Regions from separate parts of the Homo sapiens genome. Here region 1 is linked to region 2. The links are chromatin contacts, found by Hi-C or POLR2A ChIA-PET in ENCODE. All regions are on one chromosome and are shown on one strand. Each heading gives the region's core, a stretch centred on a gene start or an enhancer-like site at or near the end of the contact. The rest is flanking DNA. Distances are from core to core; before and after follow the strand shown. Region 1 overlaps FYB1 (FYN binding protein 1). Region 2 has its middle 25 kb from the start of RICTOR.

Region 1 (6,696 bases), core at 2,670-5,169, 39 kb after region 2:
GTTTAACCAGAAATTGAGGGTGAATGTTTTTCTTATAGGAGGGGTTAGGGAAAAATCACAGGGGCCAAGCAGGACCAGCTAAGACAGGTGAACATGTGCATGGGGTCAGGAGAGTGAGGCAGGGATCTGTTGACTAGGAATTCTGCAAGAGGCCTGCAAAGGCAGCCCCCAATAACTGAACAGCGTTTATGTACAACAATCCATGCTGTGTGCTATGTATCTTTATGGAATATGCCAGGATTCTGTTCAGAAGATGGAGTTTTTTCCCCTTTGCATTGTTTGTAAAATTGGAGCAGACATTACCTGCTATAAACAAGATAACATTTCAGAAATAAGCTTGTAAATCAAATAATAGCAAGCAAATGTTACACGAGGTTTTTCAAATTAATATTCTGAACAGTATGGTGGCTTATTGATAGAAGGATAATGATGTTGGTTAGACTATGAATCCTAAACTCTTAATTTTCTAATCCTAAATTGGTGTCTTTTCAACAGAATTTCTTGAATCTTTTGATATGCAAATATGCATGACGACTTTTGAAGAAGCTCTACCTTTAATTTATTGAATTTATGATGGCATTAATTATAAACATTTATCATTATCATGTACCACTAAGAAATAAAGAAAATAATGTAAGTTAAGTTATGATATGCCATGATGCTGATGAGGCTCAGTTCTCATATTTATTTAATTTTTTTTACCTATTATCTATTATCATCTTGTGAAAGGAATATGGCTGGTGAAGTCCTAGTTTTGACAGACTTTTGAGTTCATATTTAATGGTATGATTTCCATATCCTATCTTTTCTTACTAAAAATATTATTTGAATGAATGAGATAATGTAAAGCTGAATTCTCCAGAAGAAACATGGAAAAACCCCACATAATTCCTTTAAATCTACAATTTCTTCATGGAAAGTATACTATATAGATTTTTGTTATTTTTTTTTGAGATGGAGTCTCGCTCTGTTGCCCAGGCTAGAGTGCCGAGGCCCGATCTCAGCTCACTGCAAGCTCTGCCTCCCAGGTTCATGCCATTCTCCTGCCTCAGCCTCCCAAGTAGCTGGGACTACAGGTGCCCGCCACCACGCCTGGCCAGTTTTTTGTATTTTTAGTAGATACTGAGTTTCACTGTGTTAGCCAGTATGGTCTCAATCTCCTGAACTCATGATCCACCCACCTCGGCCTCCCAAAGTGCTGGGATTACAGGCCTGAGCCACCACGCCTGGCCTACGATATAGATTTTCATAAATTAATTGAAATTAATTTTTCACTTGAAAAATATAAAGATTGGTAGTCATGCATTCTGTATAAGTAAAATGTTCTAATATTAATACGGTAATCATAATTTTACTTACATATAGCAAGCTTTTTCAAAATCAAATGAGAATCTTATGATACAGTGTATGCTCTGCATTATTTTAGTTCCATAACAAACTTTCTGGAGTAGTATCATTTATCCTTACTTAAAAGATTAAGAATCAGCGGCTCAGAGAAGTTAAGTGAGAAGCCCAAGATCACATAACTTGTATGTGCAACTGGAATTTGAATCAGTTTGTCTGGCTGACTTGATGCTATACATTTTCCTTGCACCATGCATTGAACCTTTGCTTTAATGCAATAAATATACCGGGAAGTTATATATAAATCATTTTTAAAGAAATTTGAACCACATATTAAATGCTCCAGAGGAATAAAAATACTTAAAGAAACCATACAGTGAATTCTTTTTGAAAGAATAATTTTGTAATTCAGATAATCACCCTAAATATGTCTGACATGCCAGACCCATGCCAGATGAGCCATGTCATCAAAGATGGTGTAGCCAGGAGAAAATAGCCCCTGAGTGTAGCGTTTACTGGTGGTAGTAATGGTAGAAAACACACAATTACCAGAGATCAGAGAATACAGAGGTCAGAATCCAGACAGACAAAGAGGGATGAGAAACAGCAGTTATCAGAAGTCAGCATGTACACAGACTTAAAGGCAACAATATAACTCATGTATAGATACTAGCAATTAGAGTAGATCATGGAAATCTTATTCTGAGACAGGTCTGGTTCACCCTGGAGGCACTTGTGTCCAATGCCCCCCTATAATACATACCACAGGGATATTTATGTGTGTGATGCTAATTCATAGTATAAGTAGGCTAATATGAAATGCATTATGGGGAGAGACAAGATGGGTTTGAAAAGGTAAATATTCATTCACTCAATCAACATAAAATTTCCTGGGTGTCCACTAATTATGAACCAATATATTTATTTAAATTTTATTATATTAGTTCAGGGATAAAATGGTGTATTGGACAAAAAAGTACTGTTATGAAGATAATTACTCTTTAGAGAATAATGAATAAGTAATTCTTCAACTATGTAAGTTTTCAAGAATGGTACCCCTTTTGTGTGAAAGGTATAAAAAGATGTTATTCTTTCACTCATTAGCAAGCAAGCCCTTACTTTAAATTTCTTCTTTATTTCTTGTTCTTTCTTTTCTTTCTCTTTCTGTTCCTTTTTCTCCAGCTCTAACCTCTTCTTTTCTTCCTTTTCCCTTTTCTTCTCTCTTTCTTTGGATGCTTCTCTGTGAGTAAAAATTGTTAGGTTGTTTTCACATCTGCAGGTGTTGATGCGTCGGAACTCCCTACCTAGAAGTTTCTACTCACAACAGAAAAGGTGGTATCTGAAGTACAGTTGAAGGTAAAAAGCGAAAGGTTGTCAAAATCCGGAATGTGTGAGATTATTTTTAAAACCAGTAGGAGGCACACTGCTGAGGATACCTTCCAAAGGCTCTGCTTTCCCTGACAACTTGTGCCAGCAAGTGGAAGCCACCGTTTATAGAGGCCCCATTCTTGCTGTATGTTCGCATAAATAGAATCCATCTCTTTTTCTCTCTTTCATATGCACACGTGCCTGTGCATTCACAGGTACACATATAAACCTTGGCTCTGAAACTTGAGTCAGAATTGGTTGAATAAACACTGGGTAGAGAAAATTAAGGTATCTGAGATCAACATATGATAAAGTAAGATAATATATTCATTTCTACTTTCACCCACTTTCCAAGAAATTTCGTTTCCAAGAAACTTCTTTGTTTAACATCTTTCCACTTTAGCAGCTGACACTCTGACCTCTGGGCGTCATGATAAATTATTTTTCATAGCACCCCGTGGGTGGAGCTCTGTTCAGGTGAAGAAGGCGTAACATAAATTAACTCATCTGCCCAAGGATACACTAAGAGTAAGAAATCAGATTTCTGTCTCTGATTCCCTGACTGTGGTTTATCTCAGAGGCATGTCTCTGGCCTCTCACACAATAGCTTTTTAACAGAGTCCTTTGTAGAATTCTTAGAGAACTAAATAATTTTGGGTCCTTTAAATTGAAATAAAAGTTATTATACGCCAGTCATTTGAACAAATCAAGCTTCCCTCCTAGTGTTGTTATATACCCACTCTCCCTCATACAAAACATTATATTCATCTTTGAAGAAAACTGTCATGGTAAAAAATGTAATTCATACATGTCTTCATATGTTTCTCCTTCACTGTCTTGTTCCTGTAAAGAAAAACATTGATAATGATTAATTTTTATTATTTAAAAAGTTGACACACATATTACATTGCTTAGACTTAAAATGAAGGCAACAATGTAAATTTTTATAATTTGAACCACATATTAAATGGTCCAGAGGAATAACTACTTAAAGGAGCCATACTGTGAATTATTTTTGAAAGAATAATTCAAATACTCAGTAAAACAACTATTGTATGTAAGTTTGGCTTATTTAAAATATTTTTTTTCTCCTTAGAAATAGACTGGGAAAGCAAAAACAAAATTTCCTTTTCTATCTTGCTATATAAATCAGACGTGTAGTCAGACTTAAGTTTGTTCAGCACTACAGCATTATAATGAGTCAGTGTGATGACTAGTGTGTAACATCTTAAGCATTTTAGATGAAATAAGATTAGAAATGGAAAAATATCATTGCTCATAAGGATTTTCATTTGTTTGTTTTGTACCAATACGGAGTGAATCATAATACTTGTGAAATATTCTGATTATGTCAATATAATATGAGAAGAGAAAAAAATCTGACCTCATCTAGATTTCCAGCACCTAAAAGATTAAAAAAATAAAATTTAATACATTTGTAATAAGGAAGCACTTTAATGTAAGATTATTGGATATGATATAATAATATTCAAAATAGTTCATAATCTAACAGAACTTATGCTTTATCAAAGATACAGAAATAGAAAATCAAATACGTACTTTAGATCTTTACTATGGCTTTTATTTGTGCTGGTGACTTAATTATAAAATCATTTCATTGGCTTTCATAAAATAATGCAAAGGGCGAAAAATAATTAATACACTGTTTATTACCTTTATGAAAAGGGATGTCCATTTGGTTTTCTGGGCTTGCATGGAAAAAGGTATTAAAAAATCACTGTTTCACACCTTTTTACTTATTAGTTCCCAAGGATTTGTTTTTATGTATCAAACAAATCAAGTTAATTGGATTAAAAAAATTTAATAAGAGTTCAGTGTAATATCAAAACTAATTACTGAATATTGAAACAGAATCCAATATTAAGAGCAATAATATAATAATATTAATAATAAAAACAGTGTGGTGTTGGTATAAGAACAGGCAAATAGACCAATGGAATAGAGCAGAAAATTCAGTGACATACACAAATGTACATAAACACACCCATAATATACACATACACACACATAGAGCTGATATAATATAAAGGTAGCACTATAAATTAATGAGAAAAGGATGGATTGTTTAGAGTACAGTAAGGAGAAAACTGGCTCCATACATGAGGCAATTCTGGATTTCTACTAACTCCTCAAAGGGGACTGCAAAGAGATCAAAGACCTAAATATATTTATGTGATAAAGTCTACAGGAAAAAATGAGAACATTTTTATTTTCTAGGAAAAAAGACTTCTTAAATAGCATGAATTACAAGGCAAAATTAATACATTCGATTATATCAAAATTTATTTACATTCAATGAAGGACAGCATGGGCTAAGTTAATAGACAACTGACCGAATGGGAGAAGATATTTGCAATGTTTGAAGTTGACATGACATTAATGTCTGAAATATAAAGGAACCCCTACAAGTTAACTAGAAAAATATACCACTCCCAATACAAAAAATGGTCAAAAGGTAGAAACTGGCAACTTACAGAAGAAGAAACCACAAAGGCTTATAAGCAAATAAAGTGCTCAAACTCAAGAGTAAGCAGAGATATAGAAATTAAAAGGAGATATAATTTGATTCACATAAGAAAAAAATGGAAAGCTGAATAACAGGACCGATTGATGAGAGTGTAGATAGATGCATCTCTTCTGGAGAGCATGCCTGTCATACTCGGTCAACCTAAGTATTCCACAGCTCTTAGCAACCATTCCACTTCAGGGTATATATCTTAAGGATAAGTCTCTGAGAGGTCCGCATGGGGATGAATACAAGAAGGTGTATTGCATTGTTGTTTGTGGTACCAGTGAGTTTGAGGCAAGTGAAATGTGGATGCATACCATGGAGTACAGTGCAGTCGTTAACAGTAACAGGCTAAACACACACATGGTGATATGAATGGGCCCCAAAACCACATTATGCTGATTGTACAAAAAGACGAGAGAAACCTATAACATACTCTTTCTGTGAACTAAATACATGCATACATGTCACAATATGTGAAGAATTTGTGCAAACACACATACACATTAAATATGTTAGAATATTTGTCTGTAGTAAGGAAGGAGGAGAAAGGAAGTGAGTCATGAGGATAAGAGGGAATAAACAAATAAAACGAGAGGGGCCTTGCACAGACCAGTGATGATAATGACCCATTAATGAGCCTATAAGAATGAATAGCTCAAACTTCTGTACCTGAGTTTACAAATAAATAAATAAAATATGTTTTTGTCGTTTACCATCAGAGTGCGTGACACCATCTTGATTGTCTTCATTGACAGGGCTTCTGAAAACGAGAAAGAAGAAACAGTGAACATGGAACAAGTAGATGCTCACCTTACAATGAAAAAGGGAAAAGGATTATTTCATGAATTGTTCTTTTTTCTTGAACCTTTGCTCTGATTTAAAGCTTCAGACATCACTAGCATAGGCTTTAGCCTTATACTTCTGCTGCTCCTGTGGCAGAAAATGGAGAATTGGGAAACTGGAGTATAGCACCATCTATTCATAGTAGACTCATACAATTAATCCGTTGCTTCTGGAGGGTAATATGTTTCCCATTATATTAGTAGTAAATCAACACTTCAATTCTGGGATTATGAGGGCATTTAATTGGTTCTATGGTACACACACAAAAGAGAATTAGTTCTAGGGCTGGGCACCATGGCTCACACCTGTAATCCCAGCACTTTGGGAAGCTGAGGCAGATGGATCACTTGAAGTCAGGAGTTCCAGACCAGCCTGGGCAACAGGGCAAAACACCGTCTCTCCTAAAAACATTAGGTTGGTGCAAAAGTAATTATGGTTTTTGACATAAAACCAATGATAAAAGTCACAATTACTTTTGCACCGACCTAATACAAAAAATTAGCCTGGCATGGTAGTGCACGTCTGTAACCCCAGCTACTCAGGAGGCTGAGGTAGGAGAATTGCTTAAGCCTGGGATGTGGAGGTTGCAGTGAGCTAAGATCGCACCA
Region 2 (4,938 bases), core at 2,439-4,938:
AATTGGATGCTGGTTTTCCCTAGGAAGGAGGGAAAGAGGAAACAAAGTGTAATTGGATGAGGTACACAGGTAGCTTTAAATGTATTCGTAATGTTTTATTTAACAAGATAATTATTTTTTAAAAAGTGACTGATGGAGACAGAAAACTGTTGTACTATTATTATAAATAAAAAAATAAACATTCAATCAAATTTATCTTCCAATACTAAGAAAGGTTAGGGGCAGTTTATGATAAACAAGAAACCATCATTAATATAAGGTCACAGCTTAATTTCACAAGAGTATTGCCTTTCTTGTTCACCCACTTTATACATCATATGTGACTCTGAATGGTTTTTGCCCGTTTGCAAAACTAAAATCCACTTTCAAAGGGTAAGCATTTATTATATTTCAGTAATGAAGATATTAAAAATCAATTTTCCCTAAGTACTAAAGGCAAATTTGAAGATACAATCTCTCTGCACCCCCTTTTTTGGCATAATAAGAAATCCTAATAATTTTTATTGATATGTAATATTTATACATATTCATGGGGTACATGTGATATCTTGATACATGCATAGAATGTGTAATGATCAGGTCAGGGTGTGTAGGCTATCCATCACCTTGAATGTTTATTTCTTTGTATTGGGAACATTTCAAATCTTCTCTTTTGGCTATTTTGAAATATACGATGAATTATTATTAACTATAGTCACCCTACTGTGCTATTGAACATTAGGCATTCCTTCCAGCTAATTGTATGTCTGTACCCATTCACCACCCTCTCTTCCTACCCTTCACCCGTCCCAACACACCCTTCCCGGCCTCTAGTATCTATCATTGTACTCTCTACCTCCATAAGATCAACTTTCCCAGCTCCCACATGAGTGAGAACACGCAGTATTTGTCTTTCTGTGCCTGGCTTGTTTCATTTAATATAATAACCTCCAGTTGCATCCATGTTACCACGAATGGAAGGATTTTATTTCTCTTTTATGGCCGACTAGAGTTTCATTATGTATATATACCACATTTTCTTTATCCATTCATCCACTGATAGACACTTAGATTGATTCCATATATTTGCTATGGTGAATAGTGCTGTAATAAGCACAGGTGTGCACTATCCCTTTTGTTTTTTGTTTTGTTTTGTTTGTTTAGAGACGGGGTCTCTGTCGCTCAGGCTAGAATGCAGTGGGCGTGATCATAGCTCACTCCTGGGCTTTAGGGATCCGCTTGCCTCAGCCTTCCTGAGTAGTTGGGACTACGGGCATGCCCCACCATGCCCAGTTAACTTTATATTTTTTATTTTTAGTAGAGACATGGTCTTGCTATGTTGCCCAGGCTGGTCTAGAGTTCCTGGCTTCAAGCAATCCTCCTGCCTTGGCCTCCCAAGGTGCTGGGATTACAGGCATGAGCTGTAGCACCTGGCCAGGTATTCTTTTGATATGCTAATGAATCCTAATTTTATGGAAAATATTGAAATAGGTATACATCCCCTCATATTGACTGCTTTGGAGGGAACAATACTATTCTGGATATGTAAACTCAGATATGTTTGCTGAACAGTCAATCATACCATGTTGTCATCATTTTTCTTCAGTTATTTTAAACTGTATAGCTCATAATACCAAATTTATCTAACATTAATTAAATGTATATATATTAAATGTATATATTAGATACCAAATTTATCTAACGTTAATTAAATGTATAATTAAATATATATTAATCTAACGTTAATTAAATGTTAATTAAATGCATGTAACGTTAATTAAATGTATATAACTTCCTTTCTTAAAACTAGGCATTCGACCTCATTTAATATTATTTTTATTCTGATTGCCATCTGTATCATAACAAAAAAGAACTAACAATTTTCCTAATTTCTGCCTTCCTTGTGTCTCACTGATAATTTTCAAGCTTTTGTTTGTTGCTTATTATTATTATTTAGTGAGATAAGGGAGAAGTGTGTATCATATATAAAATGACAGCAGGATATCACAATTAAGACCTTGTGCACAGGGTGTAAGCCTTATTGGCTTTGTAATTTGGGAAAATCATATATCATCTCTAAACCTCATTTTTTTCTTTTTTTTTTTTTGAGATGGAGTCTCACACTGTTGCCCTGGCTGGAGTGCAATGGCACAATCTCGACTCACTGCAACCTCTGCCTCTGGGGCTCAAGTGATTCTCCTGCCTCAGCCTCCCGAGTAGCTGGGATTACAGGTGCCCGCCACCACGCCCGACTAATTTTTTTTTGTATTTTTAGTAGAGACGGGGTTTCACTATGTTGGCCAGACTGGTCTCGAACTCCTGACCTCGTGATTCACCTGCCTCAGCCTCCCAAAGTGCTGGGATTACAGGCATGAGCCACCACGTCCGGCCGCCTCATTTTTTAAAATGACTGAGTGGGAGGGTATAAAAGCCCAGCTCCCTTGCCTCAAGGTGACATAATTCAGTGATGCCTTTCTTGCTGTGGAATCAGGTGAGACTGGGCTTTAGCTGCCTCTACGTCTTTGTCTAACTTCTCCTGTGCTCTCCTGCTTCCTCACTCCTTACAGGTTTCTCCTGAGAGCACATCCTTAACAAATCCCTTGCACAAGAATTCCTGTCTGGAGCTCTGCTTCTAAGGAACCGGACTGTTGTGGACTGATTGCTTGTGCTCACCACACCTCCAAGTTTCATATGTTGAAACACAATCCTTAATGTGATGGTATTTGGAGGTTGGGTCTTTGAGAGGTTGGACCTTTGGGGACTTAGGGATTGTATTGGGAGGTTGAGTCTTTGATAGTGAAACCCTCATGGGTGGGATCAGTGTCTTTATAAGAAGAGGCCAGAGAGCTAGCTCACTCTCTGCTGTAGAGTGAAGACAAGAACTAGGCAGTCTGCATTCCGGAAGAGGGCCCTCCCCAGAATCTGACCATGCTGGCACCCTAATCTTGGGCTTCCCACCCTCTCCAGAACTGTACTAAACACATTTCTATTGTTTATAAGCCACCCAGTCTGTGGTACTTTGTTATAGCAGTCCAAATGGATGAAAACACCAACCTAAGATATCTTCCTAGTAAGTCTACTTCTGTAGATAGATACATTATGAATAGTGGAGATCTTTGGTTGTTGTTTCTCCTCTAGATGAATGCACAAACACCTATATGTGTTCTTTAATACCTTATGGTTTTGGTTTTTGTAGTTCTGCACATTCATTTAGATCTTGGAAGTTAAGTAGCCACTATAGCTTAGTGCACCTCTTTTAGATCCATACATATTAAAGATGAGAAGCCAAAAGAAAACTCAGGTCCCCTGAGGCATGTGGGAGGATTTCAGTGCTTTACTTAACACAGCTTCCACCATTTAGGGTGAAGCTCTGACAAACATATTGAATTTGCTTAAGTATAGTAACCTAAATTTCAATCCTAACTTAAAAAAGATTCCCTTTAGTACTGCTGCTAGAGACATGATGGAGAGCTAAGCTTTCATGTATGATTACATATGTGTTGAGATCATCAAGTTGAAAGGGAAGATGTGGTTTACATTACTAAATAATGAACTTAATATAAAGTTTTTGAAAAATATGACAATATTTCAAAGATCTATTTCCAAGAACCGAGATGAGAGGGCTTACATTGGTGGTCATTGCAGATATTTCTTCACTCTCCTTTGTTGATAACAACCTGGCCTCAGACAGCCTACATTATTATGAGAATATTATTCTCAGTTGAGCACATCCCAAACCACAGTTTGACTGTAGACTTCTGTTTAGTTTCAGGTGAGGGTATTTGCAACATTTCAGATGCTGAAGAATGTTGTGCAGCCACATTACTTTTTATGATCATATTCTTATTAGATCACTCAATGGCCTTTGGTGCTACTAAAAGCGATGGAATCTGGCTATTATAGACACTAAATACATCTTGTCCATCACTCACCTGTACATAAAGTTTCCACAATATTGGCAGGGTTGGATAGCTAGAGTGGCCTCTCCTTCATCTGATTTATTTCTTATCATAAATGGCAGAGGTTGCAGACTAACTGCGTGGGCCAAATCTGGCCTACGGAGATATTTTTTTGCTCTGAATAGTGCATTTAAAAAATTGAATTTACGATAAAAACAAGTGGAATTTTTATATATAAACTTCGATTTCAGCTTCTCTTGAAAAGGAGGAGAATCAACACTGGGCTCACAACTCATCAGAGCTGAGTCATACGTACATCAGCAGGACCTACGTGGGAACCAAATAGCAAACTCAAATTGGGAAATTTGAGGAAGGTTTCATTCAGTGATTGTTTACAAATGTGTGAACAGTATGTCAGGAAGCCACAAAGTAAAACACAGTACCCTAGGGCTGGTAAACACAGGAAGTGGTTGCAATCCTGAAGGGGCAAGTCCAGGGAGAAGCACTGGAACCTAGAGAGCCAGCACAATGTGGAAAAGCCTGTCCGACAGAGCTGTGGCCTTTGAGTGAAGGACACCGCCACCTTGTAAGGATTTCCCTGAGAGGATGCCGAACAAATAAACATCCAAACTTCACTCCCCGTCCCTCTCATTGAGTGCTATTGCTCCCCCACGGGCCCAGTGAAACTGGCAGCTGAAGTCAAGGGAACCTCTTGAGTCCAGTCCATAAAGGTTGGTCTCAAAAGGCACAGAACAGGATGGAGAAGGTTGGAGAGGGGGAATCCAGAGGACCAAACAGAAGATACCCAGCATAATTAGCAACTCATTCCCATGGACAGAGCTTATATTCTACAGTTTGCCACAGGCCCCTCCCTACCTTCTCTACTGTCTCCATACCAAATTACCATTTATCATCATGCCAATATGATGTTTCTCACAGGACAAAACTAATTTTCTACCAATATCTGTATCAAAAGTGAGCAAGGAATGATAAAGGACCAAATTATTCAAGAAGACTGAGGGAAAACAATACATCAGAGAAATATTAGTATGTGTTTAAT

The links. Hi-C counts contacts between places; a loop is a spot of excess contacts on that map. ChIA-PET counts read pairs that join two places held with the same protein, here RNA polymerase II (POLR2A). Pooled maps may share reads with other maps.
Region 1: a loop to region 2 is called in a map of PC-9, with 5 times the contacts of the local background. The contact joins two enhancer-like sites. A Hi-C loop is called at or near these places in 6 of 168 maps with a recorded cell type or tissue (CD8-positive, alpha-beta T cell, K562, MCF 10A and 3 more) and 5 of 50 pooled maps. POLR2A ChIA-PET finds 5 or more read pairs at or near these places in 5 of 52 experiments (AG04450, Caco-2, MCF 10A and 2 more).

Annotation. Positions count from the first base shown.
Region 1 is chr5:39,135,137-39,141,832 of GRCh38, forward strand. FYB1 (FYN binding protein 1) reads right to left here. Exons shown (of 19, transcript NM_001465.6): 4 at 5,959-6,005; 5 at 4,097-4,116; 6 at 3,521-3,555; 7 at 2,464-2,584. Among named protein-coding and RNA genes, the nearest start is that of RICTOR, 64 kb to the left of the region's middle. Within about 2 kb of position 3,920, at least 4 of the 41 ENCODE cell types and tissues checked have a DNase peak (open chromatin) inside an H3K27ac peak, as active enhancers do; they include PC-3 and PC-9, where a contact is called at or near this core.
Region 2 is chr5:39,096,728-39,101,665 of GRCh38, forward strand. No RefSeq gene overlaps it. Among named protein-coding and RNA genes, the nearest start is that of RICTOR, 25 kb to the left of the region's middle. Within about 2 kb of position 3,689, at least 4 of the 41 ENCODE cell types and tissues checked have a DNase peak (open chromatin) inside an H3K27ac peak, as active enhancers do; they include PC-3 and PC-9, where a contact is called at or near this core.